Linked DNA regions of Mus musculus: region 2 is linked to region 1. A link is a loop called in an ENCODE intact Hi-C map of the cell type or tissue named here. Cell type or tissue: gastrocnemius. All regions are shown on one strand. Each heading gives the region's core, and the rest is flanking DNA. Links, peaks and the distances in the headings are about the cores only.

What was found. Peaks named below come from ENCODE experiments on the same cell type or tissue, not always from the same donor. Only the 100,000 strongest peaks of a DNase experiment are listed, where the experiment ranks them.
Region 2: it touches region 1 in a loop (10-fold over the local background); 17 of 42 quality-filtered maps call a loop at or near these places.

The regions. Positions count from the first base shown.
Region 1 is chr12:9,043,634-9,060,307 of GRCm38, reverse strand. No RefSeq gene overlaps it. Among named protein-coding and RNA genes, the nearest start is that of Ttc32, 22 kb to the right of the region's middle. In gastrocnemius, for the core only: a CTCF peak has its summit at 8,059 (motif pointing left); DNase peaks (open chromatin) are centred at 6,116, 6,865 and 8,052.
Region 2 is chr12:10,526,899-10,543,572 of GRCm38, reverse strand. Gm38407 (predicted gene, 38407) reads right to left here. Exons shown (of 12, transcript NR_110487.1): 12 at 12,270-12,601. Among named protein-coding and RNA genes, the nearest start is that of Gm38407, 89 kb to the right of the region's middle. In gastrocnemius, for the core only: a CTCF peak has its summit at 6,306 (motif pointing right); DNase peaks (open chromatin) are centred at 6,286 and 7,496.

The DNA.
Region 1 (16,674 bases), core at 5,365-10,364:
AAACTTAAACCAGAAAGGGATCAGGGCCCAAGGTCCAAGCATTTTTTCAGTTCTGCAGAGGACATCAGGACACGTAGCTGACGACAATCCATCTTACCAAGACTGCCAAAGCCGTAAGTTTAGACCATGCCTTCATTGCGTTACTTGGACAGAGGATAATGAAACCATTCCCAGTGCCCCAAACCCACCCTAGGCCACAGGGTTTTCAAAGCTGTCATGGACACACAGGACACCTGTCTGTCCCCACCCGTGGCTCCTGGGACCTCCCAAGCCATTTCGCCGATGTTCTAGGGACAGGGACTGCCCTGCTTGAGCGGAATAAGAGTTACAGAAAACCTCAGAGCTGCCAGGAGCTATTTCCAGGGGACTTTGATCAACCAATGCTGTAATCTCTGAAGGGAAACATACTTCATTTAGAAAATATTCTCTGGTGTCATTCCCAAGGAGAAGGCACACTTGTTTTCTGGAACAACAAAGTTTGCTCATTCTCTTACCCTCTCTCCCTCACTAGCTCACTCACTCTGGCTTCCTCCTTCCCAGCCATGAGTACTGTGGACTGAAATGTCCCACAAACAACCTTGCTGGAGAGTAAAGAATCATAGAACAGTCTGCTGGCCAGAAGAGCTTGCTTTCAACAGTGCCCAATTAGGAGCCAAAACCCTAGACGGCGACAATACCCTAGCCTAAAGGCCAAATCCCAGGCTCCAGCCTCCATCCTACTACCCCCAGCAGCCCACAGTCCCAGGCTCTCTGTGAAACCCCACTGCAGGAGAGACAGGCCACCCTAAACACATATGGGCCCCCCGGAAGCCCTGAATGCATGGCGAGGGTGGTATATTAAATAAGTTTTTCCTGGCATATTCCAACATGGTTTAGATCAATTACCTCACTTTTCAACAATGAAAAGATTAAACAGTTGTTAAGGATTATAAAATGATTTAATATGCTATTAAGCAGAGATATAAACTATCAAAGTTCAAATTTCCAGGAAGAGATTTAAATATCAATTATGTTTGAATCTAATTTATATGCAGTTCCTTCTAGACCCCAGCCCAGAAGCCCACGCCACGGGCAGTTCCCTCATGGCATGGGGACAGCCGGCTTCTCTGAAAGCAGCTTGAAAATCTAGCTCAATGCATCTGTTTCCTGAGAAATCGCCCTGGTCAAGGAAGCCAGGGCCAGAGTGTTCACAATATTTTTCCCCCTTGAAATGGAGAACAAAATCAAATTTTGGAGAAATGTCGAGGATATGTGTTCCTGCTGAATGATCGGAAAGAATCATTAAGAACCCTTTCTGAAACCAGAGGAGGGCTCTAACTTCTGAACTCTCTCTACTCCCGACTCGTTCACTGCTGGCAACATTTCAAAGGGTGGAGGGTTTTTTTGGGTTTTTTTTTTTTTTTTTTTTTGGTCCAAATTACCTTTTAAGAAAAAGTAAGGGGGAAATCTTTCCTTCATCTGTCTCCTTTCTTCGTATTAACTTTTTAAAAACTGGCTCTCCAGGCTCACCACAGCCCCGTCCTTGTTGATAGTCAGAGCCCTGGGTTAACGCAATCATTCCGAGGAAAGTGAGTATCCCGATTCAGTCCACCTCAGCTCCTGCTGCAAACTGTCCTGGTAGAGCCTGCTGCATGGGACAGTCAGAGTCAGCCTTCACAGGACGCAGATGTGCCCCAGCATCTCTGCTGGCTCATCCTGTTCTCATGCCCACAAGAGTGAGGCCCCATGAGAATAGCACCAGGAAAGCAAGCTATAGCATCGCCATGAACTCACATCAGACTCCATGTCCACACCTGGCCAGCATGCCATCTTCAGTCCCTGGACACAAGACAGCTTTAAAGATGACTAAAGGGAGTCTCGTCTGACCGTGGGTCCTGTGGTCCCAGCTGCTCCAGAGGTTGCGATGGGAAAAGGGATGCAAGTTTGAGGCCTGCCTGGGCAGCAGAATGAGTTCAAGGCTAGCCTGGGCAAATTAGCGAAACTGTATCACAAAATGAAGAATAAATAGGATTGTGGGTACAGCTTAGTGTGTTCTACCACTTGCCTAGCATCTAGAAGACCCTGTGTTCAGCCCCCAGTGCTATAAAGACAGTGAACAATGAGTAGTGAGGAACCTGCCATAGAAGCTCATGTTTGCAATCCCTGCATTTAGGAGACTGAGGCAGGAGAATCCCCACAAGTTCAAAGACAACCTGAGCTGCATAGTGAGTTCAAGGCAAGCTTGGTATATATACCAAGACCTTGTTTTAAAAAAAAAAAAAAGAAGGACAATGAGATGCCTCTGAGGGTAAAGGCGCCTGCAGCAAGGGCATGGGAGCATGAGCTTGGACGCTCAGGAATGTAGAGAGAATGAACCAATCCCACTAAGGGGTCCTCTGGCCTCCATACACACACCACAGCAAGAGTGTCCGTGTCCGTGCCCGTGCATATGAAGATGCACACACATGCATCATACACAAAAAGCAACATTAATAATAGTAAGATGATTTTTAAAGTTAATACCACATACCCCAAAAAAAGTGAATGAGGTATTGGAGACACCGCTGTCCAGCTTGCAGCAAGAGTCTGCCAGGTGGGGAGGCTTGGCCTCAAGAACATTTGGGGGAACATTTGCAGAGTATTTATCACCTAATGCCAAACATTGTTTCCCAATGCCCAGGGGTCCAGAAATCCCGTATCATGGCAAGATATTATTGTAAGGACGTAATGTGCAGATTCCATGCTTCCTCAGGACAAAAGGAAAATTTCCCCAAATCAACAGTGAGTCTAAAGAGCCCACCATAGAGTGATCTCTCCAGAAAGACCACAAACATTTCCCATTGCTTGGTTATCCACATTCTGTCAGAGAGGCATGCTGCAGGGTCCAGTGGCACCTGGCAAAGCAGGCTGTCCTTACACAACCATGCATTTCAAAGCATCATTCACAGTGACCAGCAGACAACAGAAGCAAGTCCGACTGTGAAGATGGTCCATTTCCCATTTCTCAACGTAAAGTGTGTCTGCCCAGGAGGCAGCTCAGAGATGCTCCTGTACTAAGGGTGGAGACTCTGCACGCTTGCTGTGCAAGCACGTTTGTCATCATGGCCCACTCGTCACTTCTCACGACTTCAGAATCCCTTCCTTCTGTTCCTCTGTCTCCAGTCGGTCTGTCTGGAGATGAAAGGGCTCAAGGTAGAATCTTCTTAACATGTGGTTAGCAGAGAAGACCTCAGAAAGAATAATCAGTTTTTTTTTCCTTACCATGCCCATCTGCTAAGCTTGTGGCTCCAAAGACGGGCATGGATCGAGGGCGTGGGAAAAGATTCTAGAATGTTCTGTATTGTTCTACCCAAGCCCAACCACAACACCTTCCAACGAGTCACCATGCAGGTCCTTGCCACAGGGAAGTCTCTCTCCAGTGTCTGCAGAGGTGAGTTCCTTTTGCTACAGTGAAAGACTGGATATACTTAATGAAGCTTCCACATCTTCTGGACCCAGTACTCTGTCCCGTCCCCCCGCCCCAAGGTGGCTGCGTCCAGCTTCTCACATAGACAAAGAACCTCTAGGGAAGGCAGCCTCCAGGTTCTGCTAAGTGGGTGCAAGCCCTAAGTCACATGGTCTGTAGGTTACTCTTGACCATTTCCAAATGTAACTCCTCTCTGAGAAGCTCCTTCGAGGTTTAAAAGTAGATACTAATGTGAACAGGAGTAATAAGAGCCCAGCATCTGGGAGAAGTGAACTCCATTCCCAGGGAATCCTGCTCAGCCTCATTCCCCAGCAAAGCATGCTAGAACCATGCCCAGGTCTGCTCCCCCACCCCCACCCCAGGCCAGAAGGACCTGATGTGACATTTCAGATAAGCTGGTTTTCCTCCTCCTTATAAAGGACATCCAGCGAAGCTGTGTACACTACCGTAAGGAAACAAGGGAAGGTTTACTATTAATGTTGGAGCATCACATCAAGAGATGGGATCAGACTCCTGTTCTCTCATAAACAAGGTTGTAAAAGCCCTGTAGGAGCTGTTCTCCAACATCTCTGGCCAGGAATGAGCACCTTCCCACACAGCTGCCAGGCACAGACGCAATGTCTCCATAACCTGGAAGAAGGAAAAGAGGAAAGAGAGCCACCAGGACCTGGGAGACTCCAGAACCCACACACCATTTGAAACAAGTTCAGCATCTGGCCCACCTGAAGTCCCAGAATGCATTTCCAAAATCCCGACTGCCCTAGGACTGGGTCTCCTTTACTTCACGAAGACCAGGAAGTGTTCAAGTGACCTTTGATGAGGGTTTCGTGTACCCTTGTCACAGATGAGGAATCTGAGGCAGAAGTTTTCACTGGACCGAAGAGGCAGACAGATGTTGAGCCCATTTCTTCTTCCACATCTGATGGTTTTACCTCTCATTGATCACAAAGATGCCACACACATGCACATACACACTTGCAGACACATGTACATGTGTACGCAGAGAGAGGGGGGAGGATGGAGAGAGACAGAGAGAGAGGGAGGGAGAGAGAGATGGACAGAGAGGGAGGTCTGCATGGCAGCCCCTTGCGTACCCTGGCAGCTGGTTGCCCATAGCCCCAGCTTCCAGAAGAAACATTGCTCCCTGTGTTTTTCCAGGAGGGAGCATAAGGGCATGGTTTGCAATATAAACAATAGGGGGATGGATCCCACACTCAGATCTTCCTGTTTCAATGTAACCGCAGTGCTGTGACCCTTCGTTACTCTCAAACCCACTCTTGTCATATAATATACGAACTCTGCATAAACAGCTCGGGTTATGATGTGTTTCTGAAACTCAGAGGGCTTCAGCCATAACACTGACATTTTGTTTCTGGAAATTAAAGCCCAGGGACAGGGAAAACAGCGTCCATCAATTTATGAATCGTATTTCCGAGCGTACTTCAATTCCCCGCGCTTGTGGTGAGACAGAATGAGGATTTGTTTCTGGTGGCGTTGTCCCTGAACTGGCAGGCCTGGCTGCTTCAACTGATGCTTCATAGCAGGAAGCCAGGCTCTCCAAATAAGGCTTTTAACAACAGCCTGAGTGACTAGTGCCTCAAGAAACAACAGGAATGAGAGAGCCACACAAGACGGTGTACCGATTGTTCTTGGGAAACAGGCAATCCTGTCCCTGCCCAGTTCTTGGCAAAAAGGTTGCCTTGGGGGGTCACTGAGCCAAGGACTGGGCAGACACTCGGGCTTCTCAAGTGGCTGGCATGTGATTCCCTAGCAAGCTGGAGGTTCAGCCAGTCTGTTTGGTAGGTGAGAAGAGGAGTTCTAGGGATGGTAGTTTAAGGGGTGTGGAAAAAATTCTGCATTTCAAAGGGTAGATAAGAGAGCAACTGATGTGAGGGTGGGATTTTAGATACCTGGCTAGCACTGGCAGGGAGAACAGCAGGAGCAGAGAGACCCCCCATTCCCCATGAGCAAAGCCAAGAGAAATCTTTGGAGCTTTGGAAGTCCACGCATAGTTCTGATGGAGAGAGAAAGGCTAGTTGTGATATATCCCCACACTGTTAGAACTCAAGAGAGCAGCTGTCCTCTACCTGGAGCTGCTCAGGGCTACCCTGTCCAGCCTGCTCAAACTTCACATCCTCTAGGAAGCATCCCCAGGATTACCGGACAGACTTTCGCCTTCTTCCTCCAATGGTTGGTTGGGGGGTCTCCTGGAGACAGGCACAGGCCTGAGGGACACTGAAAGCAGCAACAGGCATTGCTCTGCAAGTTTCATCCAGGCTCAGGAATGTCAGGACCTACAGAGAAACCTGCTGGGCCTCAAGGGGACTGGCTGTGGAGCGGGACAGCCCATCCAGTCTACCCCATTCCCAACCCACCCTTTACCAGTTTCACAGCCAAACAGGCCTCCGTACATTATTGGTGTGGGAGCCCCAGATGCCAGCCCTTTTTTCAAGGCCTCTGGATAAAACCCAGGCATCTTGTTTAGATGACAACCCTGCCTTCTACAACTTCTCCCAAGTCCTTCTGTAGCCCCCTTAGCAGCCCTCCACAACTTACGGTCACAGGTCATGGCTCATTAGAACTAGACATGAGCCCTGCTCTGGGCCAACTCTTTCTGGGCACCAGCACTTCAAGCCAGCACTGCTCCCAGGGGGCCAACTGGGCCTGGCAGCCAGCATGGTTCATCCCTGGGGGCAACCTGTCTGGTCAGAAAGGCTGAAGGGAAGCCAATCAGAGCCAGCAGTTACCCTTTTACAAGGCTAGTGTGGAGCCCCGTGGAGCCAGGGAAGAGGCTGAGAAGTGACCAGAGCTCCCTGAGAGGAACAAGGGGAAGCCAGGCCTAGACTCCACTGGTTTGCAGGCAAGGTAGGCCTGTAGAGAAGGCCCTCACCTGGACAAAAGCCTGACCTAGTCTGGGCCTCTAGTCCAGTCCAGACACAAGACTCCAGGGCTCTAGCCCTCGTTTGGAAAATCAGTTGAGATGCCTAACAGATAGATTACTTAGGAGATAAAAGTTCACACTACAAAACTCTTCTTCGTTCAACAAAAAGTTGACATTAATGAACTCCTTTTGAACAGGTATGTGCCCTGTGGGAGAGTCGCATCGTCCCTGGAATCGTGTCTCCTAGGGATTAGTCACTCACCCTTTGGTGTAAACAGTTTCATCGGCTTGCTTGCCAGCCGGTAGAACTCAGATTTCTGACAGAGTGGGTTCTGTTTGAGTCCGAGGCAGGGTAGGGCAGAGAGTATAGTATGAGGCTCAGAAGAATGGAAAATAAAGAGGAATTGTTCAGCCAGAGGGCCAAATAAGGAGACAAAGAACTGGCTGATCACATCTGAGGTCCAGGAGGGAGGGAGGACGGCAGAGTTGGGCACCGGCCCTGCTTTGCCAGACTGACTAGTAGGGAGCCATAAGCATAGTGCACTAAACAACAGGGACTGCAGTCTCGCCTGGGACCTAGAAGGCCACCCTCAAGGGGTCTCCAGATGCTTCCCTCCGGCCCAGCCTCTCTGGCTGCTGGTGGCCCAGAGCCCTCTCTAAGATCACCTGGTCTGGCTTAGTCTTCACTCAGCATCCCCTGGGGTTAAGCTGTATGTAAATGTCCCATTGTATGTAAATCTGTATGTAAATGTGCCTGCTCTAGTCAATATGATTTCCTGTTCCCTTTATTTACAATGATTTTGTTTCCAAATAACATCTCCTTTGGGGGAGGGGAGGTCAGAACTTCAGCCCCTATGGGCCTGGGAAGAGGTGGTTCTTCTGTGTTCTGAGAAGGAGGCTACACCAGGCTGAGCTAAGACAAAGGAGCCCAGCCCCAACAAGAGGAACCCCTTTCAAAATAGCAGTCCCCAAGGGTAGTTTTCTTCAGGAAAAGCACACCAGATGGCTGTCCACTGCCAAATGGCCAGTCCTGGAAGCATACATACAAGTGATATTCTATGGACCAAGTAGTATATTTAGTTGTACGTATGTATGTAAATACATATATGTTAAGCATGCAATAACACTGGGGGAAAGGCCATGAGTTTGAATGAAAAGAGTTGGGGGCAGAGGAGATATGCTGGGGTTTCGAGGTAAGAAAGGGGAACGAGAAATGTTGTAATTATATTATAATTTCAAAGATAAAACAAATATATCGCTCCCATATCATCCCAACCTGCCTGTGGATGGGTGTGGTGAGTGAGGGTCTTTTTACACGTGCCCCCTACTTGATGTCAGGTCTAGAGGCCAGACCCATATGAGTGAGGTGTAGGGATCAGGCAGCTCATTTTTCCAAACGTGTCAGATATATCAAGATCTCAGAGCCTCCGAGACTTTTACATAAGCCTCAAGTAAGATGGTAGTTATTGGCCCTCTGATTCCCAGGGGTGGTGAGCCTGGGCATTTCAGAGCACAAGAAAGTGGGTAAGACTTGCGGTTCTCCACAGGAAAAGACATACTATTGAAAGTCCCAATTAGAGTCAGCAGCAGCACTGTAATCCAATAAGGCAGACACACAGCCATCAGAACACAGCCTGGACTAGAGAACACACACCTGTCCTAGGCCCTGTCCTGCACATGTGTCTCTTAGACCGGGCTAAGAGGCCCACTCATGGTGTGATGATGACACCTAGTGGCCATATGGCAAATGGCATGCCTAGAGCAACAGGCAGGTCTATGAAACAGCAGGCCACCTTTAGCCATGTGTCCATGGCTATGCTAGATGTTAAGTACCACATCTTCTGGACTCTCCAGACCCTAGAGACCAGCAAGGTCCCCTCCCTTTATAGATATCCAATCACATGCACAGCTATTTTAAGAAAACACCTTGCAGGACTAGAGAGAGAGATGACCCAGACTCCATTCCCAGCACCCACATGGTGGCTCGCAACAGTCTGAAACTCCAGTTCTGAGGAGGTCCGATGTCCTCTTCTGGTCTTTGTGGACACTGCTAACATGTGGCACACAGCATACAGGAAAACAAATCACCCATACACAGAAGTCACTTCAAACATACGCAGCTTGTGTAAGTGAGTGCCTGGCAAGCCCGACAGGAGGCTTTCTTCCTCTTGCCATCACATACTCCACACCTCCAGGCTCCTCCAGGAGGGAAGGGACAAGAATGTGGTGCCCAGCAGAGCCTTAGCCTGGGGCTTGAACTCAAAACCCTAAAACAAGCCCTAACCCAGCCTGGACTCGTGTTCCCTAGCCCTGAATTACAGGAGGGAGAAAATGGTGTTGTGTGGCCTTTCCCAGGGAGGCATAACACGGGTCTATTTAGGGAACCAAAATCAGGCCAAAGAACTAATTCCCAATATTGACTTGGTGACTCAGGTGACTCAGTGAGTTTATTGGATTTACTTACAGGAGAATGGGTGGGCATTGCATCCAGGTGCATGGTGACTCAAAGACCACAGTATCACCGAAAAGTCCACCCGACTATGAGTGACAGACCCAGAAAAGCAGCATTCCTGAAACCTCCTGCCCAACTTGAAGGCAGTTCCAGCGAAGAGAGTCTCCTGCCAGCAACTGCTCTGGTTTCTAGAGTGGGTAGGAATTGGAGGAGGAGTGCTTGTGACTTTTGTAACTTTCTGAGCTATTGAGTCTGGTCGGTTTCCTTGGCTTCCTGGACATTCCTTGAAGCTCCTGTCGACCATAACCCTCACCCCAGGCAGCTACCAAGAAAACACTGGAACCACCCAGAGAAGATAGGGAGGCTCATGCCTGTTCTCTCCCCCCTGAGCCGGAAACCCAGGTACAGGGAACTGGGAGGTATACGAGCCAGGAGCACTCAGCCAGAGGGAGAGTTTCCAGAAAGTGCAAAGCTGTGCTTGTTAGGGAGAGTCATCTGCAATGGCTGGGTGTCGGGCTAGTGCTAATCCTGAGGCCTGGGAAACGGCTTCCTGGGCGGTGCTTCCTGTCTGGGAGGGAGGGGGGTCTGACCCTTCCAAGGCCAGCCTCACTGCGAGGCTGGAAACCTCCTCCTTCAGCCATCAGCACTTTGATGAGCCCAGAGGGGTTTTTCTGCAGTAACTGCAGATAAGGTGAAATTGAAGCCTAGAGAGTTTAGGGGGAAACTGCCCAAACCACAGAGCTCAAAAGTGACGGGAGCCAGTGACAGTAAGTTTAATGTGATTTTATTTGATCCGATGTATCCAAAATATTATCATTTCAACACATAATCAATATAAAAATGTTAGCAATGGTTAGCATTCTTCTTTTGTGAACAGAGTATTCACAATCTGGTATTTATTTAACACTTGCAGTGTATTGCCATTTGAACATGACGCTTTCATCAGAAATACTTGATTGAGATCGCACAAGCTCCGCAGTTGCCAACGCACAAACTTTAAATGTGAATTTGTTGCCCCAAACACACTTTCACAACTTCTAATGACTGAATCACAAGTGTGCGTGTGATACCTATCTGCATACATGTCCACGTACATACGCATGTGTTCACGAAGCACATGTGTGAAGCATGAAGCTTGTATGTGTGTGTGTGTGTGAGTGCTCTGCACCTTACCTTTTAATACACTTGCTCACTGACGCTGGAACTCATCCTTATGGATGGGCTGGCTGACCAGGGAGCTTAGGAAACCTGCCTGTCACCACAGCAACCCCCAGTGCTGGGATTATAGCTACACACCACCCAGCTTTTACCTGGATGCTGGATTTTAGGTGCCCAGCAAACCGTCTGCATGATAAGCATTTCCCAGACTGAGCATCTCCCAGCCCTGACATTTTTATATTTGAAATTGATGTGAGTGAAATCAGTAATTCAGTTCCTTGATAGCACTAGCAATTGTCGCTCGACAGTCCCAGGGGCAACAACCGCGGGCACTTACAGCTTGTACCCACCCCACAGTGTGTCACCAATGGTGTCCACCCTACATAACCCACACACAAGTGTGGATACTGCCCTAGAGCTCAGTGCCAGCAGCTGATATCTAGATGGGGCACAGACTAATGCCCCACAGAACATATGCCCAGCGCTGCCCCCTGGGCCTGGCTGACGTGACTGCCCTGCCCCATCCTCCTTATCTGTGCATCCACTCTGTGCTACGGGTTCTCCTTGCTGCCCTTGCATGTTCTCTGCTGGCCCTGGCCTGACTCTGGGCCTGGTTGGAGGTGTCTAAGAGACCTCACTCTCCCAGGTCATAAAGAGTAATATAAAAGGAGTCCACAGATGTGCAACCCAGAAAGTCCAAGTGGGGTTCTTACAGAGGTAGCAGGAATCGGGCCCTGCCTTTTATAATGAACCCCCTAATGAACATGGGTTGTAGAGCTGTTGCCCCAGTGGGTCTCAGGGATGAAGCTATTCCCCAGTGCTCTACAGAATGAAGCCTGCCCCTAGCCTATGGGCAACAACAAAAGACTTTTGTGATATTCATGGCCCCATGTCTCCAGGAAAATTTTTTCCAACCCAGCAAGTCTAGAACTGACCTGGGGAAGAGGAGAGGGAGACAGGGACTTGAGAGTCTCCAGTGTAGCCTACTCTCCAGGAGCTGCTCTTCCTCTATCTGCCACACCCACCTCAGTAAGGAAGATATTTAAGGTGACACACCTCACAACCACTATCTGCTAGGTGGCACCCTCCTGTTTTCTTGGGCCCTGAAATACAGAGTCAAAGCCAGTAGCCAGCCTGTCTTAAGGGAATCTTGGTCCCAATTCCAAGGCATAGTCTCTGCTCCAGGCAATGTAAGTGGCCGGGTATGGGACTCTGCTGGACCAGGTCTTAGCAGGGGCTAAGATGCCCTCTCTAAGGCCTGTGGGGTAGATGGGGGGAAGAGGACAAGCACACATACACACATGCGTGCGCGTGCACATGCAAGTCTATAATAAGAACTATTCATTCATGTTAACAAGTTCATGATCACAACAGCCTGCCATGATCCCTGAAGGCTACAATCCTGAGCCATGGAGGCAGAACACTCCTTGGCTACATATGCCTCACCAGTCCTGGGACAGTCCCCTGAGGGTCAGAATGCCTCTTGTGGTTAAACATCCTGGACAGTGCAATCTATCAGAAACGAAGGCACCATAGCACTCTCCTACACATTAGCACTAAGGGCAGCTTTGCATCCTCAGAAGACCCAACAGCATTATAGTAATTGGGGTTTCAATGCCTTTTCCCTTTGACAGGAATCATGGAGAGAAATGGCCTTAAAGGAAGATCAAACCCATCATAATTTGGGACAGGAAGGAGGGAGGCTTTACGCCATAAATATTCCACCTCAAATAATGATACTAAGTCTCTACACCAAAACCCATTAAGCTATGGCTGGCCTGGGAGAAGCCCACTCAGTCTCTCTTTGGAATGTTTGTTTCCCCAAATTAACTCCTGTTCAAACTGTCTCTCTCCTTTGAGAAGACAGGGATTGAGAGGTGTCCCCACCCCCCACCCCACCCCCCACCCCACCCATGCCCCGGCAACACTAAAAGCAACCCTGAGTGCTGACCAGATGACACCCTGTCCTTCCTGCCAAGAGTCTTCAGCAGCTCTCCAGGGATCAGCTGTGTCTCGCCTGGCCCAGTCCGTTTTCTCACTCAAGACCTAGCATGCAGAGCTGGGTGAGTTCTGAAGGCTCTTTGGCCAAAAATGCCTGGCTTTTACCCATCAAACGTGTCTAGTGTCTGGCTATGCTACTATGCAGGCGTTTTATGAACATTGGACGTCTGATCAGCCTCTAGAAGTCCTGGGAGGACGTCTAGCTGTGTGCAGATGCCCTTACTCTCCCCAGCTCTGCGATGCCCCCACCCTGGGCTCATCTGGAACTCAAGCCAAGGAGATGTTTTGCTAGATCTTCCAGCCTGGGTTCCAAGGGCAATGTGGGTTATGTGCCCACAAACCAGAAGTCTGGGTCCTTGGCAGGTGCTCTGAAACAAGCCTGCTGTTGGAGCTTCCTACTACCTGGAAACTGTTGGTTTCCCTCCCTAACTGGCCACCTCCCTGGTCACAGTGTAGCCTTTATGAGGTCCATTCGTGAGGAACTTCTCAGAAGCCACCCCATGAAGATGCAAAAGCTCCCACGTGTAAGAAACACATTTAGTCAAGCACACATCCCACCCCCCAACTCCCACCACCCAACCAGCCACATTCTCTTCTCAGCAGAGTTCTGCTTCATGGCCCTTGGCCTTGCCCAGTTTGGAAAATTCCATCCAGCTCCACACAGGTCCTTGAGCCCTCCTGGCAGAGACTTGGTTTAGTAAAATAAAGTGATTGACTCAGGGACACTATGTAGCTATTTCCATACTAACTGACCTACTAGCAAGAAAGACACATTGGCCACACTATAATTCCATGTGGAGTCATTAAGTAGAGAAGACAGCGTGGAACCCACCCCCTAGGGGATAGACTCAAGCCTAATGGAATTTTCCCAGACCTTGGGGTATCAACAGGACCTGAGAGGACCAGCCTGACTCTGAGAGAACCAAAACAACCTTAAGGGGAGTCATCAGAGCTCTGAGGAGAGCAGCTCACACAGAGAGAATCTTTTACACCAGAAGCAGCAGCACAGCCCTGAGAGCCCCGGCCCAGTCCCAGAAGAGTTCAGAGGAGACCAGCGCAGCCCTAAGGGTGCCAGGCCAGTCCTGTGGGATGGGAGGACACTCTGCTCTCTGTGAGCTCTTAGCCCCACTCTGTAGTTTGATTACTCTTTCTCTCAGGCCTGCCAGCCTTCTTGGGAACACAGTTCTGCCCTTCATATTGCTTGTAAAGCTTCCTCGTGACCGGTTGGTTCCCAGTGACATCCATCTTAGCGCCCGGGGTTAGTGTTTATCTCAACTCTGCGAGCGCGTAGAACACTAGATGACTTAGGAGAGCTAATAGCTTAAATGTAGCCTCTCATTTGGAGCCCTTGCTGGCCAGGTCTTGAAGCAAGCCTTGAAGGAGGTCGTATGAATGTTCCCCTGGAGCCCAGTTACCAAGCTGGCCTACATTCCTGATCATGTTGTAATGGACGGAGCCCTCAGCTCAGCCCACACTCTTTCCTGGCCCATGCAATGTCTCAGAAGAGCCATGTTTCTCCCTGTAAAAATGGGTGGTCCATCTCGTTAACCTAGCTGAACATCAGGTATTGGCTAGCTGTAAGGGAGTGGGGGGCCGATTTGCTTAGGGAGTGAAGAACCCTGGCTGCCTAAATCTCTCCTGAGCCCTAAAAGCTTCAAGATGCTGGCTTCTCCCCTGTTGAGGACCCAACTCAGTACTGGGATTTGGGGGAAAAAAATTATAATAGCATCAAGCTATTAGCTGAACAGTTTACATGCAAAGAGGTGATTTAGTGAGAGGCCTAATGAGGCAAGATTTGCATGTCATTTATCTAAGAGTTGCACAGAGCCTCTAACTAGTAGCTCTTGCCCTCTCTGTGGCAATAATGGGAGAAGGGGGTCCTCCCTGGGCTCACAATTCGGCCCTCCCACTCTCCCCTTGTGCTCCTGGAGGCTTCCTGCTTGCTCCCTGCACCTCCAAACCTGGTTGATGATACCATCTTACCCTCCCCACACCATGGTCATGCCTGCCCAACTGCCAGCTCTGCCCCACCCCGTCCCAGATCACGCCCTCAGTCTGAAGCTCTTCTCTTGAACAAGCAGCCCCATCTCTCAAGCTTCACTCTCCTGCCCAGTCCTTCTTCTAGAGAAGGCAAGCATCCCTCTAGATCTGCCTATCCACATGCTTCATGAGCCCTCGGAACCCCAGCACTGCTGTGCCTAGCAGAAGCCATGGGTGGGCACTCCTGTTCTCTGTTATCTAAGCCTGCTTATAAAGCAACTCATTTCCCTGCGATGTACCTTCCTTTTGCCTTGAATTAATTCTGCATTTTTAAACCTTACCACTAAATTTATCCCCAGGCAGAAGTATGGAGAGTTGGCCCCACCCATGGCTGACTTGCTTATCTTCCTGCTTCCTTCCCTCGTGCCTACCCTCTTGAAGGTGTGAAATGAAGTAGAATAAAGTAGGCACATGCTCCTGTTAGTGACCAGTACTCCACAGTAAAACCTAATGTGTCAGCAGCTGGCAATGGTGCACGCAGCCAGACACGGGGCTGTGCACTCTATGCCCCCTCCACTGTGAGGCTGTAGAGGCCGCAGTCAGGACCTCGGCCTGAACCGGTGAAACCAGTGTGGCTCCTGGCAAGAACTCTTGTCACCTGTGAGGCAAAAGGAAAAGAGTAAGACTGACTCTGGAATGAAAACGTGATGGGTCAACCAGAGCAAGCTGGTCACCTTTGAAGGGATTTAAGTACAGCAAGAGGAGGAGGAGGAGGAGGAGGAGGAGGAGGAGGAGGAGGAGGAGGAAGAGGAGGAGGAGGAGGAGGAGGAGGAAGAGGAGGGAGAGGAGGGGGAGGAGGAGGGGGAGGAGGGAGAGGAGGAGGGGGAGGAGGGGGAGGAGGGGGAGGAGGGGGAGGAGGAGAACCAAAGGAAGGAAGGAAGGAAGGATCAGAGGAAGGAAGGGAGAGAGGGAGGAAGGGAGAGAGGGAGGGAGGGAGGGAGGGAGGGAGGGAGGGAGGGAGGGAGGGAAGGGAGTGGGGAAGGAAGGAAACCGGGCTGTCTCCTAACATTAACTATAACCTAAGCAAACACCTTGATTGCCTATCATCCCGAAATGGAAATAGCATTAGTCTTGCAGGGCTGTCATACAGCTCCAATGAAAACATATCAAAGTTCTGAGCATCTTCTTACTGGATGGTTCTCTAGTCTCCACTCTTGCTCCTCTCCCCTACTCCTCATTTTGGGTTTTATACAAAATTAACATACTTATAAATCAGATAGCAAAAGGCTTTTTAGAACCAGGAAATACAGTTGACATGCCCCATCTCCCGACGTCCTTTATGCCAGCGTCCTTTCCTGTAGTCTTCAGCTTGGAACATGCAGCCCCACAACTCAGCTCTGCCCTGCAGGCCTCCTGCTTGCCTTCAGAACTTGATTTGAGTGCCTGTGGGCGGTCCCTGAGTTAGATTCTGATATGTCCCCATGTGCTTGGTTCTCAGCTGGGGGCCATGTCTTGGGAGGCTCTAGGGCCCTTGGACAGCGGGTCCTAGCTCTCAGAAGTGGGTCGATAAGGATGGATCCTTGGGAGAGAGAGCCGTTCCAGCTCTGCTTCCTGTCTACTGATGATGTGAACATCTGTCCTCTGCTACCATGAAATTCAGCCCAAACATGTGGAGCCAAACATTGATGGACTAAACCCCCTGAACTGTGAGCCAAAAGAAAGCTTTGCTCCCTTAAGTTGTTTGTTGAATAATTTGGTCATGGTAATGGAGAAAGAAAGCCCAGCACATCCTCCACGAGCCCTTCCCCTGGAGGACGGCCCCTGGCTGGACTTGGGTTTGGTGTCAGGATAGTGGGAGCGGTGTAAACTGAAGCGCTTCACCAAATGGAAGCCATCACTGCTAAAGCGGCCAATCCATCCATTCCTCGGCCTACTATTGACCAACGGCATAGCCTTTAGCCGGGAACTTCCTCCCCAATCTGTCTATCAGTAAAATAAAAAAGCAGAAGATTTCCAGTTCCTTCCAGCTCCAGCATCCTGAGACTCCCGACAAAAACTGTGCACCCATTAAGCAATTCAAAAGGAATGAGGTCTGGCAACCAGGAGGCTAGCAGACAGCCGGAGAAGGACGAGTTCTTGGGCAGGGGCAGGCTGCTCCCCAGCCTGGGACTCCGCTCTGCCGGGGAATTGAGGCTGATGGAACACAGCAGCGATTTATGAGAGCTCATGGGTAGGAAGCCGAGGAGGCTATACATTAGTCATGTCTGAGATTCCTTCTCAGTGATACTGTGGGGCCCAGGAGCCAGCTCGGCCACTGCCCAGATGAAAGACCTATTGATCCAGAAAAAGCAAGTGAGCCAGCATTGCTTTATTTTAATAGCAAAAGAAAAATGTGACCTTTTTTCCAGGGAGGAAACCCACCAAAAGGAAAAAAAAAAAAAAACTGTTAGAGACCAAGTTTTGATTCAAGTCAGGCTGGTGAGACAAGATAACAAAACTACATGGTAAGGATGACTTCTGACTTAAGAATGGGAGCATACCACCCCTCAAGACTCAACCCAAGACCCAGGAGAAACGTCCTCTCCCTGCTCCCTTCCCCTCCTCCCCACCACCCACGTGCTTTTCAGAACTGGGAAAGGAATCCGAAGCTCACCAGTGATCCTAGGACATCTGTCTCCAGGGGCTTAGAAGAGGGTCAGCACCCAGCCACAACCAACTGGTCTCTTGCCCTCCGGTCCCACCTTGTGGGAGAGACAA
Region 2 (16,674 bases), core at 4,597-9,596, 1.5 Mb before region 1:
TACTGAACAAATCTTTGCACAGTCCTCACTCTCATCACCACCTCCAAGTTAGACCATAGAAATCCAAGCAAAAAAAAAAGTTGTTTCAGCCTCATTCTTAAGGAATTCAGAATCTATTGAGACAGAAAGACATGGGGATTAATCAGTATCTTTGGTTCAGAGTGGTGAGTACTAACAAGGCACGCAGCATTAATTTTAAGAATGAGGTGACAGGTGTGGTGTAAGTAACTCAGTGCAGTGCTACAGAACGTGCCAATCCACCAATTCATGGGCCTACAATTATTCATAAAACCATCATAGTTTAAGAAAAACAGGAGAGATTGATTGAATCAAAATGAGTCACAACTATCACCATTATCTTAACATAAAAATACACCTGAAGTTACAAAATATTACTAATGACTGGTTAGTGAGATATATGAACTCACACAACATTATCAATCTGCCCCTGAAGTCATCCTCAACAACTCATCATTGCACATGTTCACATCTTACCCATTCTTAAAGATCAGGACCAGGTTTCCCTCTTAGAAACTATCTCCAAACCACCTGTTTCTCTTGGGATATTCTACTCTAGATTCATTCAACCATGCAAAAACATAAGCATTTCTAACTCATCCCTTGGGATATCTTTGGCCCCTGTACGAGGGCCACTTTTCAGTACTTCAGCAAGTTCTACAGGTTCTACAGTCAATCTCATCTGTATTCTCTTAACCTTACTGTTTCAACCCTGTCCTTACCTTAGGATTTCTCTCTTGAACAGTTGTGATGCCCTTCTCAAGAGTCCCACCCTCCCTACATCAGTTCTCTACCAAACTTTTCCTTGTGAGACCCAGCACACACAGATGGGGAGTCTACAGCAGACCAAAGTATGAATACTTCCTAAATCTAACTTTGTGAACCACTAAGTTTTATTGGTGTTACTTAAAGGAATATGGGCGGGGGTGATTTACAGGAGAAATAATGACTCAAAGACAGCTCCATCATGAAAACCCACCCCAGCATTCACAAAAGCTGAGAACCCAGAGCATACTGAACAATAAACACACTTTAGGTAGTTCAGCAGGTGAAGAGAGTTCTAAGTGAGTTCACTGATATAAACCACTTCCCAGCAGCCATTATGATGACTTTTGCTTCTTCCAGATTTCTGCTCTGGTCTCACATTCTTCTGTGCAGCTTGGCTTGGCTAAGAGAAACTCGCCTTTCTTTGCTTACTCTGACAGTGTGGGGCCTACTGAATAGTTAGTTTCAGGGACTTCCTGAAGGCATTTTATGCTGTTTACATTCCTGATCAAGGAGTGCCCAGGCAGAGTGGAAAGTTTCTTTCTGGAGGAAACTTATACAGCAAAAGGACTTCTCGAAAACATCAACTGTGTTACTTCATTGCTTTAAAAAGAAAATCTACAATTGTCAATGTATTCTACATAAAACTAAAACTTAGTTTCCTCACCTAACGTTTTTCATACCACCTTTATCCTACATTCTTTTCTGAAATCACTTTTATTCTCTATTTCCTCTTTGCAGGATGTTAACTATAACCAGAAGGCCTTGCTATCTGATGGAATAAATATGTTTCAGGCCCAGGTCTTACATCTCTACCTGGAAACATTCTCCTCATTTACGTATGTTTTTAGTAAATTCTTTGACAAGTTCATACAAGTAAATAAAAATTCTGATTGTACTGGCTTTTGCCCTCTCTTATCTTCTAGCTAACCCAGAGCCATTCTCTTCAGTTGTGTAGTTGCTGGTGAACCCAGTATGCTCAGTAGATAGTTCTACAGCCATGCTCACATGAGCAGAAAGGGTAAACTCAACAGTTCTCATTTATCTTTGATAAATCTGTCTTTACAATTTGAGCTTTTTTATTTATTTATTTATTTTTGATTAGGTATTTTCTTCATGTACCTTTCAAATGCTATCCCAATAGTCCCCCAGACCCTCCCACCCACACTCCCCTACCCACCCACTCCCACTTCTTGGCCCTGGCATTCCCTGTACTGAGGCATATAAAGTTTGCAAGACCAAGGGGCCTCTCTTCCCAATGATGGCCGACTAGGCCATCTTCTGCTACATATGCAGCTAGACACACGAGCTCCGGGGGGTACTGATTAGTTCATATTGTTGTTCCACCTATAGGGTTGCAGACCCCTTTAGCTCCTTGGGTACTTTCTCTAGCTCCTCCATTGGGGGCCCTGTGTTCTATCCAATAGCTGACTGTGAGCACATTGCATATACCAACAAGATTTTGCTGAAAGGACCCTGATATAGCTGTCTCTTATGAGGCTATGCCAGGGCCTGGCAAATACAATTTGAGCTTTAAGTGTTTCCTTAGTGAGAGGTTCTTTGATCAACTTCATTTCCACACATGCTGGGTCATAGTATCCTCTTCTATTTCTTTACTACTTTAAAAAAATAAGATAATCATTATTGTCTATGACTTTTCTCTAGAAAAGTGGTTCTGAACCTTCTTAATGCTGTGACCTTCAATACGTTTTCTAGTGTTATGGCGACCCCCCAACCATACAATTATTTTTGTTGCTACTTCATAACTGTAATTTCCCTACTGTTGTGAGTCATAATGAATCATAATATTATCAAACATAAATAATCATAAGATTTTGGGGAATACAGGCTTGCTAAAGGAGTTTTGACACTCAGGTTTAAAACCACTGCTCTAGAAAAGAAATTTTGTTAGAACTGGAAAGTTGTATTACCATGATTAGTAAGAAGCCTACATTAGGTGTTTAACAAATGAGTGGCTCAATAACTGAATAACTACAGGTGCATCACTCATTCTTTATTATCTACATATATCAATCATGTCTCTTGAATTCATAAACTCTATGAGAGATGATATTATTGCTTTCCACATTCAGCACACTTTTCAATGCATATATATGCTGCCAATAAATATATATTTAGCTTTTTCTTGGATAGCAAATTGAGAAATAGTATTCTTGGATCTCTGCTGAATACTATGTTATGTTTTAGAGATTTTATTCTTGGTCCCCATTGCTATGCTGTTTATTTGATGAGAATTAAGAAGATTTTTATAGTTGGCTTCCATCCCTTAAACATCTATTGGAGCATCTAAGAAACCTAGTATGAACATGTCTCTCTAGTTTCTTGGCTCCATATGTCCTTCTAAGTCTGCTATATACTGCAGAGAATACTATCCCACAATAGTTTCCAAGATCTTATCTACAGAAAAAAGGAATCAAATGAACATAAAATGTAATAGCATATGGGACTGTCATATCGAAGAGCACAAAGATACCCAAATGGATCTCCTGAACTTCGACCTTCTGGACACACTTGCCAAATTTCTTTAAAGACTATCATCCTTACATTTATGGATCTTCAGGTTCTATTACTTATAGCCAGAGGAAATCTTCAGCATATCTCTTTTATTGTCAGTGCATCCTGAAACCAACAAGACTTGGGAATGAAAAGCCTCAGGAGTTCATATCTGGGTAGCCCAGAACAGACAGACTCTGGTATCTGGATGAAGTAATCATATCTGAGTGTCCTCTGCTTTAAAGTTGACCCTCATTAATCACGGCTTTGGTTGTCTTGGGCATTCCATAGTTGATCTATCTTCTCCTCCACCCTAGAGCCACTATCTACATAGACCCCCAAATAAGTTATTTATTCCTGAAATGACTCGGTCTGGCATCATCCAACCTTCTCTAACCTCTTGTGTATGAAAGGGAGAAATGAATGACTTGGGAAACTTCAAAGTGTTGTTTTACTTTCCATATAGTCATTAAGTTTAAATGTTCCCAAACTAATAATCCAAGACATTGTAAAGAGGTAATAAGTTCAAAGGAATATGAAACATAAAGCAGAACCCCAGAGTCATTTGAAAGTATTTTCTCTAAATGTGTGCAAGCTTTCAAGGCTGCTAGGCAAAGAAACCTGGACCAGCATTTTTGGCGAGTGCTGAAAAGAATTTTCTCCAAGTGGAGTGTGTAAGCGAATTGCCAGGCCAACCTCTCTGAGAGCAGAGGCATGTCCTTGGAGGATCTGCCTTTCCAGGGAATGCATCAAGGGGTTGGCTTATGGTTCTCTCTTCAGTTTAAGCCCAATTTGTCTCTTTCTTTAAATCTCTTTCTTATTTGGATCTGGTTCTTCCAGATCACTTCCTGAGGGTTGGACTCAGGACACAGGACATAGTACAGGGGACATTACAAGTGGATTAAAATGTATAAGCTGAAGACCTCAGGTCCTGCTATAAAATCTTTAGTCAGTGAGTCCAATGTGTCAGAACAAAGTCAGAGGCAGGCTTGTTTTCTGATACATCACCATTGACAGCTTCATTTTTGTTTTGTCCTTTGAGGAAAGAAAGCCATGTCATCTTTTGAGAAAGATAGCAAAGCAGCAGGGTTTCTGTGAAGAAACTTTCCCAGGAAGCAGCCTGAGGACAAGAGATCTTTCTGCTTCTGTTCAGGCCTTCAACTTCCCAGTTTTCTTTCACAAAGGGCACCTAGACATTCTAGTCTTCCATACTGAGTGGGGCTGAGTACCTTAACCTGAGCAAAGCTACAGTGGAATTCAGGTCTGCCTGGACTGTTGACTTCTGTGTATGCACATTACATACACCACAGTCCTGTTTGCATGTAATCGTTACCTCACAAAGCCATTGTTTCATTAGATTTTTCTCTCACTTAACATTGTGTAATAGGCACTTAACATCTTGCCATGTAGGTTTCTCAGTCATTTTAATGACTTTAGTTTCCTTTGAATGCATATCCTAGACATTCTTTACTAGTCATCTCTTCTTGGATGTTTACATTAGTCCCAGAAATTTTACTACTAGTAATTTATCAATAAATATGTTTATATATAATATTATTATTTCATGAGGCCGTTTCACTTGGATGGAAGTCTTATATTGCGATTGTCAGGTTGAAACATGCAGCCATTTTTACAGTTCATACGTAAGGCAGCATTAATATTTGGGATAGGCATTGATTACTATACATGTTTTAAAAGAAAAAATATTATCAAACATAATATGCTTGTTTTCACCAAATAATGTCATATTAACAGTAGACATGTAAAATGTATGTCTATTTTACATAACTACTATATTATCAATTCTAATGTTTATTTATATATAGCAATCTCTTATGGCTATTCATATGACATGTTTCACTTTTTTCTATGAAGATTAATGGTAAACTGACCATTATTTTAGCAAATGTTACAGCAAATTGGTGATACACGTTGGAGATAAGTTTGCAAACACAATTTCTAGGTTAAACTATAATCATATTTATAAGATCCACAGTGAATACTAAGATTTCTTTCTAGAACCGATGTCATGTGGAAGGGTAAAGTTGCCTGTTTTCTAGGCAACAAGACTATTATTATAATGATTATTATCATTTCAGTAATAATCTCTTGATGTTTAACAGTCAAGTTTAACATTGCTAGACTTTACTTTGCATTTTTGTCATTTGTGAATTTTCCACTTTCATTTTATGTATATGTGATGTTGTATATGGTATTTGTGCTTGTGTGTATAGGTGTGTGTGTATGCATGTGTTTCAAAGGCATACACATGCTTCTGTATATGAGGAAATTAGAGGAGAACCTTATATGCTGGTTTTCATCTCCTACTTCATTTGAGATAAGATATATATGCAACTTGCTTATGTGAACCCCAGAATAGTTGGATAGTGTGATTCTTGGATCCTCCTGACTGTACCTCTCATCTCTCCTAGAGATCAGTGCACATGCAGATAGATGTGCACAGCTGTGCCCAGATTGGCTTAGATTGTGGGGATTCAAATGGAGGCACTCACACTTGTATAGCAGGTGCTTTACTCACTGGGACACTTCCTGCAAGATTTTTTCTACACATTTTTCCATGTTCATTTTGAGTTCAGATCCATATCCTGTTGTCTATTTTCTTCTTGCTTTCTTTTTTATTTAAACTTCTAAACACCATCAAGAAGCATATTCAGGTTGTCATGAGCACGTATGACCAGTATTTTATAAGTATCAAGGCTTTCTATTCTCACTCATCCTCACAGTTTAGGACTGAGCCATAGAACCAATATGTAGTTCCTGTCTTGGTTTGCTTCATTGAGTTGATAATGAGGATGCATATACATTTAAACTCACTCAGAGATCACCTATGTGCATGTTATGAGGCGATCACTCCTGAACATGAGCTTGTGCTAGATCATAAAAGGCTCAAGTGTCAGATTATTGACTTTCCTGTGGTCAACGGAGAGCCACTGTGAAACAAGGAAAGGTATATCAGGAGTGTCCAGAAGGTGGCGCCATTGTAACACATGTGCCGCCTGAGTGTGTTTCCCAGGAATGTAAGTTTCCATGGACCAGGTGGTCCAAGTGTGAAAGCACACATCTTCAGGAAGTCTCCAATAGACTAGACTGAGAAAAATCTTCTTTAAAGATGAAGTAAATACTAAGTCTTTTTAAGATATAATAGAGAAGTACCAAGCACATACAAATTTTCATGCATATGTTTGTATGCATTTCTGAATGTGATTGTGTTGTCTGTTTATACTCAGAATCTGTGGATTCCCTAATGCATGTAGATGGCAAGTTCCATTTCTCCCTCTCTGGATTCCTTCTCAGTTCTCAATGACAGAGATATCTACCTCTTTAATAGAACCTGTAAGAAGACATGAGGCTTCTGTACTCTACTCTTGTGCTTGTGTACATACAAGGCTATTCTGATATCAAAGTGCTTCTAGCTGGTTATTACTGGCCTATTTAATAAAGCCTTTTACATCTTAGCAGATGAAAATAGCATAAACTGAAGAACACAGTAAATTGTTTTGTTTCCTTACTATCACTACCAGCGGCAAAATGACAAATTCAATTTAACTAGCTATTTTCTTCCACGGAGAATGTCATGTGGCTTCAGTGATGATTCAGTGTTTCCAAGCGTCTTAAGATAGAAGAGAAGAGTTCGTAATTTCTCCATCATTCTAAGAAGCATTTACAATGTTTACCATCTATTATCATTTGGTTTCATTGTTTTCAGCTTCTCGTGTACATAAACACAAAGACGCTGGCTGAGCAATGTTTTTCCAATGTCTCCAGTGCTCTCCGTGAAGCATTCCGGACGACAGTAAGGCACAGGGCACATGGTCGGAGTTGGAATCGGGCTTCAAGGAGTCGGATGAACCGATGGTCAAGACGTTCTAGTTCAGAAGTTAGAAAATAAATAATGCCTGAGAGGAAGGATTCCTCAGCTCTGGGCAGCTGATACAGCAATAAAATAAATGGGCAGTAAAGCACACTTCCTGTTTTGAGAGTTCACATTTCACATTGGCAAAGCGCATCTCTTAAATGCTGTCTCCTGCTTCCATAAATAAACCTGGCACCTTTTAAAACACTTTCCCATCTGCTTCAGGATGAGGAGCGCATTATTGAATACACCTTGGGGAGCCTCAGAAACGGGAAAAGACTACCTGTGAGGAGCATACCATTGCCTTGGCCTTGGCCCAGAAAGCCCATCACCAGACAGCTGGAGTTTCATGTGTTGGACCTGGACCCAGCGGAGATCTACAGCCCCTGCTCTTCATTTGAGGACCTTGTGTGGATCTTTACACAAGGCAGAGCCAGGAAGGGGTCTCAGGTGGCGTTAGAGTTGGGTACCTCTGCAGGCTTCTTTACTCTTCTAGCTGGACAGTTCACATCCAGCTCCTGGGACCATGTTTCAATATATCAATTCAGCTTCCTAAAATAAAGAGTTTTAAAAAGCCATTATTCACCTGTGCTAGGGCTCAGAGGAAGAGGTCTGGTATTTCCAGCAGGTTTCCCAGGCTCATAGAAATCAACTCTGCTCCTCTGGTCAGTGGTAGGGATTCAGTGTCATGGTGAAGTAGTTTGGCTCCTACTAGTCTCATAAACAATGTGATCAAAGACAGGTAAGGAAGTAATTGTATTCTAAGATAATTGTAAGAGAAAGCAACATAAAAAGACTCAAAAAACTCAACTGGCACAGAGCATGAAACTAGCCGAGCTCTCCACATTACTGACTGCTAGCTTCTGATCACTCGGTCAACACCGAGATCCACAACTATCTAGAGATATCTAGAGAACATGACTATATTGGCTCACAGTTTTAGAGTGTTCCATTGATGATCAGTTAGCCTTATATTTTGGAAAACGCAGTGTGTCATGAGAGTGACTGAGACAAACCACTCATCCCATACCTGGGAAGCCAGAGGCAGAAAGAACCAAGGGACAAACGTCCTCTAACCCACTTCAGGGATGCATGCCATTGACGGAAGCTTCCTACTAGCCTCGCATCCTGCTTCACACCACCGCCCTGACACAGCACACTAGACCATGTCAAACATAAACCACAGCAAATTATCTCCATTACTGTACTTTCTCGGATATTCTTCATGAATCAGTTAGAGGCAGCACCTACCTGGCTCAAGGTACAAGAAAAGGAAAGTTAGCATTCAATCTTTACATTGAATATTAAATGTTAGATCCACTTTTACATTTTATTTGTTTATTTTTGTTTATGTGTTTGTGTATCTACCTATATGAAGAGGTTAGAAGGACCTGTGGTTTGAACTCAGGTCCTTGGCCTTGGCAGCAAGGACCTTTTCCATCCAGGCCATCTCAGGTTCAACTCCTTGGTGGCTGTCTACTTTCCTTCAGAAAAAAAAAGGTTTTTAGTTATATGTATACTAATATTATAATATTTGCAATATTAACACATGTTGATTATGTAAAATAGTGCATTCCATCTTAATACTTTCATATATATATATATATATATATATATATAGTGCTTTTTAACCACACCCACTTCCTTTGTCCTCCTTGGCTCCTCTCATTGGTTCCTTTCCTCTTCCCAATTACTATCCTTTACTTTCTTGTCTGATTTTTTTTCTATTTTTCTTCACCAATTTATTTATTCATTCATTCATTCACTTTACAGCCTGATCACAGACATTTCGCTACTCTCGTCCCAGTTCCACTCTCACACACCCTCCTCCATTCCCCATCCTCTTTTCCTCAGATAAGAGGAGGCCTTCCACGGCTACCAGCCTACCCTCTTACATCTCAGCAAGACTGAGTGCACCCTCTCCCATTGAAGCCAGACAAGGAAGCCCAGCTGTGGGAAAGCAATCTAAAGGCAGGCAACAGAGTCAGAGAGAGTTCCTGCTCCAATTGTTAAGGGACCCATATGAAGAGCAAGCTATGCATCTGCTACTTCTGACAGGATGTCTAGATCCCGCCCACGCATGCTCTTTGGTTGGTGGTTTAGTCTCTGTGCGCCTCATAGGCACAGATTAGTTTCCTCTGTAGGTCATCCTGTGGTATCCTTGATCCTTCCAGCTCCCCCTCAGTGCTTCCCACAGCTCTTCCACAGGACTTCCTGAGCTCCACCTATGTTTTGGCTATGGGTCTTTGCATCTGCTTCCATCAGTCGCTGGATGGAGCGTCTCAGAATACAGTTATGGTAGCCTCTTGTCTGCAAGCATAGCAGAATATCATGAAAGTGTCGGGCTTGGCTGTCTCCCATGGGGTGGGTCTTGTTTGATTTTTTTTCTTTAAAAGTCTAAATTCTGCATATGAGAGAAAATATGTAAGATATGTTCTTACATGAATTTAGCTATTTTATGTAATATGATCTCAATTTTCACTCAATTATTTTCTCTGCAAATTAAATAGTTTCATTCTTTTTCATGGCTAAATAATAACACCCATTGTGTACATAAGCCATACTTCAGTCATTCATTCATCATCAGATATCAAGGCTGTTGCATAAATTGGCTATAGTGACTAGTGCTACAATAAGCTTGCATATTTGGGCATGTATACAGATTTTGTTTCTTTATATGTACGTTCTGGAGTGATGTAACAAGGTCATAGTCTAGTTCTCTTCTTAGTTTTTTTTGAGGCTTTTGCCATACTAATTCCCATTGTGAACTGACTACTTTATGATTTAGTCAATAATGCTCCTTACCATTTTTGTTTTCTTGATGATAGCCATCAGACAAGGGTGAAATAGAATCCCAAGGTAGCATCCCAGACTTCTCAAGGTTGCTTGTCTCCTGGCAGACAGACCCGAGGTCTCAACCTTGGTCAGAGAGGTTTTGTTTTTTTTTTTTTTTTTTTCCCTGTACTGTAAGCAATCATGGAGAGATGAGTTGCTATTCACAGCACTGAGAATAAGGGACCAAGAGCTCAGCCCTAAACAAAACCTCATCTCCAGCAAGTTCAGGGAACATTAGAAGGAGAGGAGGAAGAAAGAATGTCAGATCTGGAAGACAGGAGAAATGATGATGTTTTCCGGATGTGATATGGCTATTGAACTTATTAACTCTCAGCAGTCAAAATCTTGGCATACATAGAGTAGATGATCTCAAGGTCCCACTTCATATGAGGAGCTATTGGTAGTGATAGTTCCTAGCAAATAATCATTCTGTATTGATATTATGGCCCTAATAGTTTTCCCATGCTCCACAGAATGGCCCCACCCATACACATAAAGGCAGGACTAACTGGACGTAGTAGGCTATCCAAAGGGGGTAGGGGAGCCATGAATGGGAATAATGGAAGAAATGATATTTTATTGTACACATCTATTAAATTCTCAAAAATAAAGAAGAGAATGAACGAGACTTAGAGTAGGATTAATTTGCATCTTCCTGATGACTAAATATCTTGATGTTTCCCCCACACATTTAGCAACTGCTTATGGTTGTTGCTGCTGCTGCTGCTGTTGTTTTCATATGTGTGTGTTATTTTTCAAATGGATAATCAATTTGCCCATTTGCAAGTTGGATTATTTGTTCTTTTGCTAGTTGTATTCTTTATATATTCTGAATATCAATTCCTTGCAAGTCAATAGCCTGGAAATATTTTTATTCTGTTCTTTAGTTTATCTGTTTATTCTTGTAATTGTTTCATACTGTGCAGAGGTTTTAAAATGCCACACCACCCTCACAATAGGCTTTAGCTACTATTCTCTGAGATACAAAAATCCTTTGCAATTATTATTGCTGCAGGCATTAATTTGGCTTCAAGGTTTATTTACTTTTCTTGTATATTATGTACATTGAACATTGTGATAAAATACATGGAAAAGAACTTAAAGAGTGACTTATGTCAGCTTATAACATGAGATCATTTAGTAGGTGTAGGGAGTGACTGATTGCACTGTGTCAACTTCTTCCTTGAATTTCTTTTTATTCAATTCAGGTCCCTAGCCTATAGGATGTTACTATCACATTCAGGATAGGTCTATCTTCTTCTCTCACTTATATGTCCCTAGGAACACCCTTTAAGATGTGCCCAGATGTACAACTTCAAGGTGATTCCAGGCCCAGTCAAATTGACAATGAAAATGGAAAGGAAAAGGCAGTATTGTTTTCCTCTAGGATTCTGAGCCCATGTAGTAGACAGCTGTAGGATTAAATAGCTGATGTGCCACCATTGCTGGTATTCAATATTGGTCTTTGATTTTAGGAAGCATCAGTATCATAGTTTCTGTGGAGGATTTTTTACTCTTTAAAACCTTATGAAACATGTTCATTTTTATAGTCTCTAAATTTCCCTTTATTTCCTTTAATTTGTTTCTAGAATAGTCCACAGGGAGCCCAGAATTTTTCTCTTGCACCCCACCTTGTCCTTTGTTTGGTTTTTACTTTAGATATGTTCTGAACTGAATAAACCCCCCTGGCTTACTGTTATCTACTTTATTTCTTGATGAACTTAGTTATTTCAATCTTCAAGTCATCTTGACAGCTTCACCATCTCTTGGTGTTGCAAGGTCTTCTAATTTATAGTCAGGCTTCATTAAATGCATTTTCTCTTCCCCTGCCTCAGTGAATAATTCTAACTCTCCTGCAATGCCTATTTTGAGAGACCAAATCATCTCTACTTGCTTATTCTGCTCCAAGTCCTTGGTGATAAAGTCTGGTACCATGCCAGTTACATCCTGCATGTTTGGTCCACCTATTTTAGCATTCCTCATACACTCATGCTGCCAGATGTGAGATATGAGGGGAATAGAAAGTGTGAGCTTCCCCAAAACTACTTTTACACTTAGAATTCAAATCTGTGCAAGCTTAGGGGTCAGAGGCATACCTTGACTATTGGATATAAAGCACACATTAGGGCAGCAGCACATGTCCCTTCTTAGATCATATCCTGTCCACTAGCCTGTAAGATTCAGGCACCATCAGCCCCTTTGATCCAAGAACTGCATCAAATCATTTTGACCCTTTGAGGAAGATATGCAACCTGGGCCGAGTAGAGCCAGATGACATTTTTATTACCGCAGCATAAAGCAATATTAAATGATTTCATGAAATGTAGCCAGAACATCTGTTATTAGATGTTAGAAATCTGATGCATTCAATTCTAGCAAACTGGCACACAGCCCTCTCTAAAATAATGTTTAACTGTTGGGGCAAGAAGTTCTGGAGTGTTCCATTCTTTCCACATGTCACATGCTGTTCTTCTTCTTTCTGATGATGTCCATCAAGGACAAAGACTTCCCTGGACAGAGGGATGATATGCCATGTGCTCTTTCCTCCCGGGTTTCAGTTTAGAAATCCCAGGCCCATGTAGAAAGACAGTCTATCTGTAACGGGCAAGGAAAAGAATACAGATCTAAAGATTTGTAGATAGACCTACACAGACTGTAAGACCAACCCTGAGAGCTGAAAATCAGTTGTATTCATGCGTCTATGATGCTACCTTCAGCTAACACTTTCACACCCTCCCACATCACACAATGTTATAACTGTTTGTGCAATGCAAGGGGAAATTCTCAAGGCCTTTACTCACCATAGGCAGGGTCCGTTTCTTTAAGATGAATCTGTTCCTAAGAGCATCATTTCTTTCTTTCAGGAGTCAAAGGCATATCTTTTTTCACTTTTTATTGGTTATTATACTTATTTACATTTCAAATGGTATCCTTCTTCCCAGATTTCCCTCCACAATATCTCTATCCTCTCCCCATCCCCTGCCTCTATGAGGGTACTCTCCCCCCCACATCCACTCCTGCCTCAGCACCCTAGCATTCCCCTACCCTGGGTCATTGAGCCACCACAGGACTAAGGGGCTCCCCTACCAGTGATGCCAGCTAAGGCAACCCTCTGCTACATACCCAGGTAGAGCCATGAGTCCCCCCCATGTGTACTCTTCGGTTGTTGGTTTAGAAGTACAGAGGGTCAGGATTTGAAAGTAGGTGTGTAGCAGTGGGGAGAGGGGAACTGGGAGTAGCCACTAAAATGTCCCAGATACCAGGGACCCAAGAGACTCCCAGGACCTAACAGGGAGGACATTAGCTGAAATCTCAATAAAGGGGAGAGAGAACCTGTAGACTATATCCAATAAATAGGCACGGTCCCCAGTTGAGGAATGGGACCACCTACCCACCTCAAAAATATTAATCTAGAATTCCTTCTGTTAAAAGGAAATGAAAGGACAAAGAGAGGAACAGAGACTGAAGGAAAGGCCACACAGAGACAGCCCCACCTAGGGACCCATCCTATCTGCAGGCAACAAACCCAGACAATATTGCTGATGGCAAGAAGTGCTTACTGACAGGAGCCTGGTATAGTTGTCCCCTGAGAGGCTCTACCAGAGCCTGACCAATACAGATGTGGATGTACACAGCCAAACATTGGACAGAGCATGGGGACCCCAATGGAGAAGTTGGGACAAGGACTGTAGGAGCTAAAGGGATTTGTGACATCATAGGAATAACAACAATATCAACCAACCAGACCCAGAAAAGCTCCCAGGGACTAAACCACCAACCAAAGAGTAATATCTTAACCCATAGTGTGTTGCTAGTGGGATCTCAGGACTCAGTCTTCTGGTGTGTGTGTGTGTGTGTGTGTGTGTGTGTGTGTGTGTGTGTTGATTGGCAGAAAAACAAGCAAAAAAAGAAAAAAATGGAAAGGACAAAGTGTTTTGGAAAATGAAGACTGTCAAAGGGGGAAGCCATCCCATCGTTTACTCCTCAATAAGCTTTCCTTCACTGCTCACTTATTTATTCACTAGTAAAGTATTAATAAATACTTTATTTTCCAGAGGCTACCTATGCTTGTTCTATGCATTGGGAGATGGGAAATAAAAACATAAAGAGGAGACTATCCATCAACTCCAGAAGTTGACACTCTGATAAGGAAAGTAAGGCCCTGGCATCAGCTACAAAGCAAAGCTTTGTCATTTATGGGAGTTACAGATAGTGCTCAGTGGAATGTAAAGCGGGAAAGACATGAACTGTCTACTGGAAGTTTCCAGAAAGAGATTAATGAAGGACATGAGATTCAAGTTGGGCCTCGGGAAGGACAGGGTGTTGGAAGAAGGGAAAGGCAAGGCTGATTGTAGTGGGAAGTGGTAACTGGAAACAAGCCATCCCTTTAGGACAGCAAGAGGTGTCTGGCAGATTGTTGGTGTCCCTGAAGTCTGTGTAGAATAATCATGGAAGATAAAGGCTTCTATAGACCATAGGATTCTGAGCTTGAACACAACTTTAATTTGGGGAGATGAATCTGAGATCATTACTCTAAATAGACTGAGAGACACCTGAAAAAATGCAGGCCACATTGGCCTGTGAAAGAGGGCACCCAATTAGAGCTTTGTAAAAGAGAAACATACACACATGTTATGTGCTGTGAGAGGCAGATGGCTTTGGGAATTCTGGAGTGAACTTTGTTTTGACTTGGACCTACCTACCTATGGTTGGTTGCAATTTCTCCAGGTCAAGGTCCCCATATGTCATTGAAAGTTTGGTGGAAACAGAGGACTAGTAATCCCTCCTGGGTTTTGGGAGGGCCAGGTGAGCTAATGTACAGAAGAAATGAATGAAGCTGAAGATCCCTCAGAAGTTCCTTGTGGTCAACGAAGCTACCTGAATGTTTGACACAAGCAGAATGTTGTGGTCCTGTGAACCTCAGGGCCTTGAGCCAAGATGAATCTGAAAGTGGAAAATCACATCACTGCAAATTGAAAAGAAGAAAAAGAGTGTTCTCATTCAGAGATAGATCAAAGATCAACCAAACTTAAAACAACAGAAGACTGAAGAAGATATTTCCTGATGTAACTGTTGAGACCTTTTGACTATAACTTTCCAGGCAGCTAAAGAAATAAAAAGTTGATGGACTAATAAGTTGGGTACTGTTTGAACTTCTGGATTCTAACAATAATAACTAAGATTGAAAGAAAATGTCAACCAAAGGCATAGGTTTGTCAATCACATGAATGACATAGAATTAACTTCTAAGTAAATTTCAGTAGAAGTGTAATAAACAGGTAAACAACACATAGGCAACCAGTGTGAAGGAGACATTCATAGACAGGAAATACTAGTGATTTGTATATGAAAGTCCTCCCATTAAATCCTGACCAATAAAATTCAAATAGAATAAGGCCATTTTTAACTGATTATATGGATAGCTTAGCCAAAATTACTGCAAAAGATATTTTTATGAAAGAGTAAGAAATGATTTACTCAAATGTACTCTAAGAGTAGGGGGAAATAGTAAATACAACATGCTTTCTGACATTAAATTTTGTGTTAGGTTTTTATCTATAAAAGTGATGGACACTCTGAACTATCATATTTTCATCGGGTAATTTGCCCATAGGCATAAATATACAATAGTGAAAATAGACACAAGTAAATATTTATTGTGTTATTGGTTAAATCATAAACTCTAAACAATAAATCAATGTAAATGTTGTGGTATGCCTTATTTCTTCTTATTAAAATTAGAAACATAGAACTTTTTAGAAATTTAAAGCTTTCAGTAACATATATTTGAGATAAAATAAGTAGTCTCCCACTTGTTTAAGTATGCATATATAAAAACCACATATACTGGTATACTAAAATAATGCCTAAATCTACGGTAATAAAAATATTACCTGCTTGTCTGGATTAGATTGCTGATGTTTTTTATTTTCCACATTGTTTCTATTTAAAAATAAAGTCTTTATTTTTGCCAAAGCAACCAAATGAATATACTAAAGCATACATACATGTAACGTGAGAAGAGGCTCAGCAGGTAAAGGAGAAAGGAACTAGAGAGTGCGTCCTGTTAAAATGGACCCATGGGATGCTGATTTATGGAGCAGATGACATAGGTCAGTGCCACTGGAAGAAGAGTCTTCCACTGATAGTTTTCCAGCGAAGGGGCAGTCAGCAGCAGGCAGGACCACATTTGGAACACCAGGCTCAGTAAGTCAGAAGAAGGAAGCATGCCCAGAGCTTGTACTGTGTTTTTTGTGGTAAAGCAAGGCAGGACAAAAGAAGAACTTGGGATGAACTAATTTGAATGATGTAACAAGATCTGAGCTATAAAGACTAACTTTGGGCAGATATATAGACTCATTGTTTGGCAGGTAGAAAATACAGAGGGTTATGAACCTGTCGTTGGTTGCTTTGGGAAGAATGGTGTGTCCTCGGGTAATTTTATTATCTAAAGTAATCACCTGGGATGGTACTAACCTGGGATGGATAGTCTCTCTCTGACCATCTTAGCTGCACAAAACATAAAGATAAATCATGAAAAAAAAATTTTAAGGTGACAAATAGCCCCAAGGTAGGTATAAAGCACTTGCCAACTTCTGTTCCTCTAGAACCACTCCTGGTTACAACTTCTGTATTAGTCAGGGTCCTCTAGAGTCACAGAACTTATG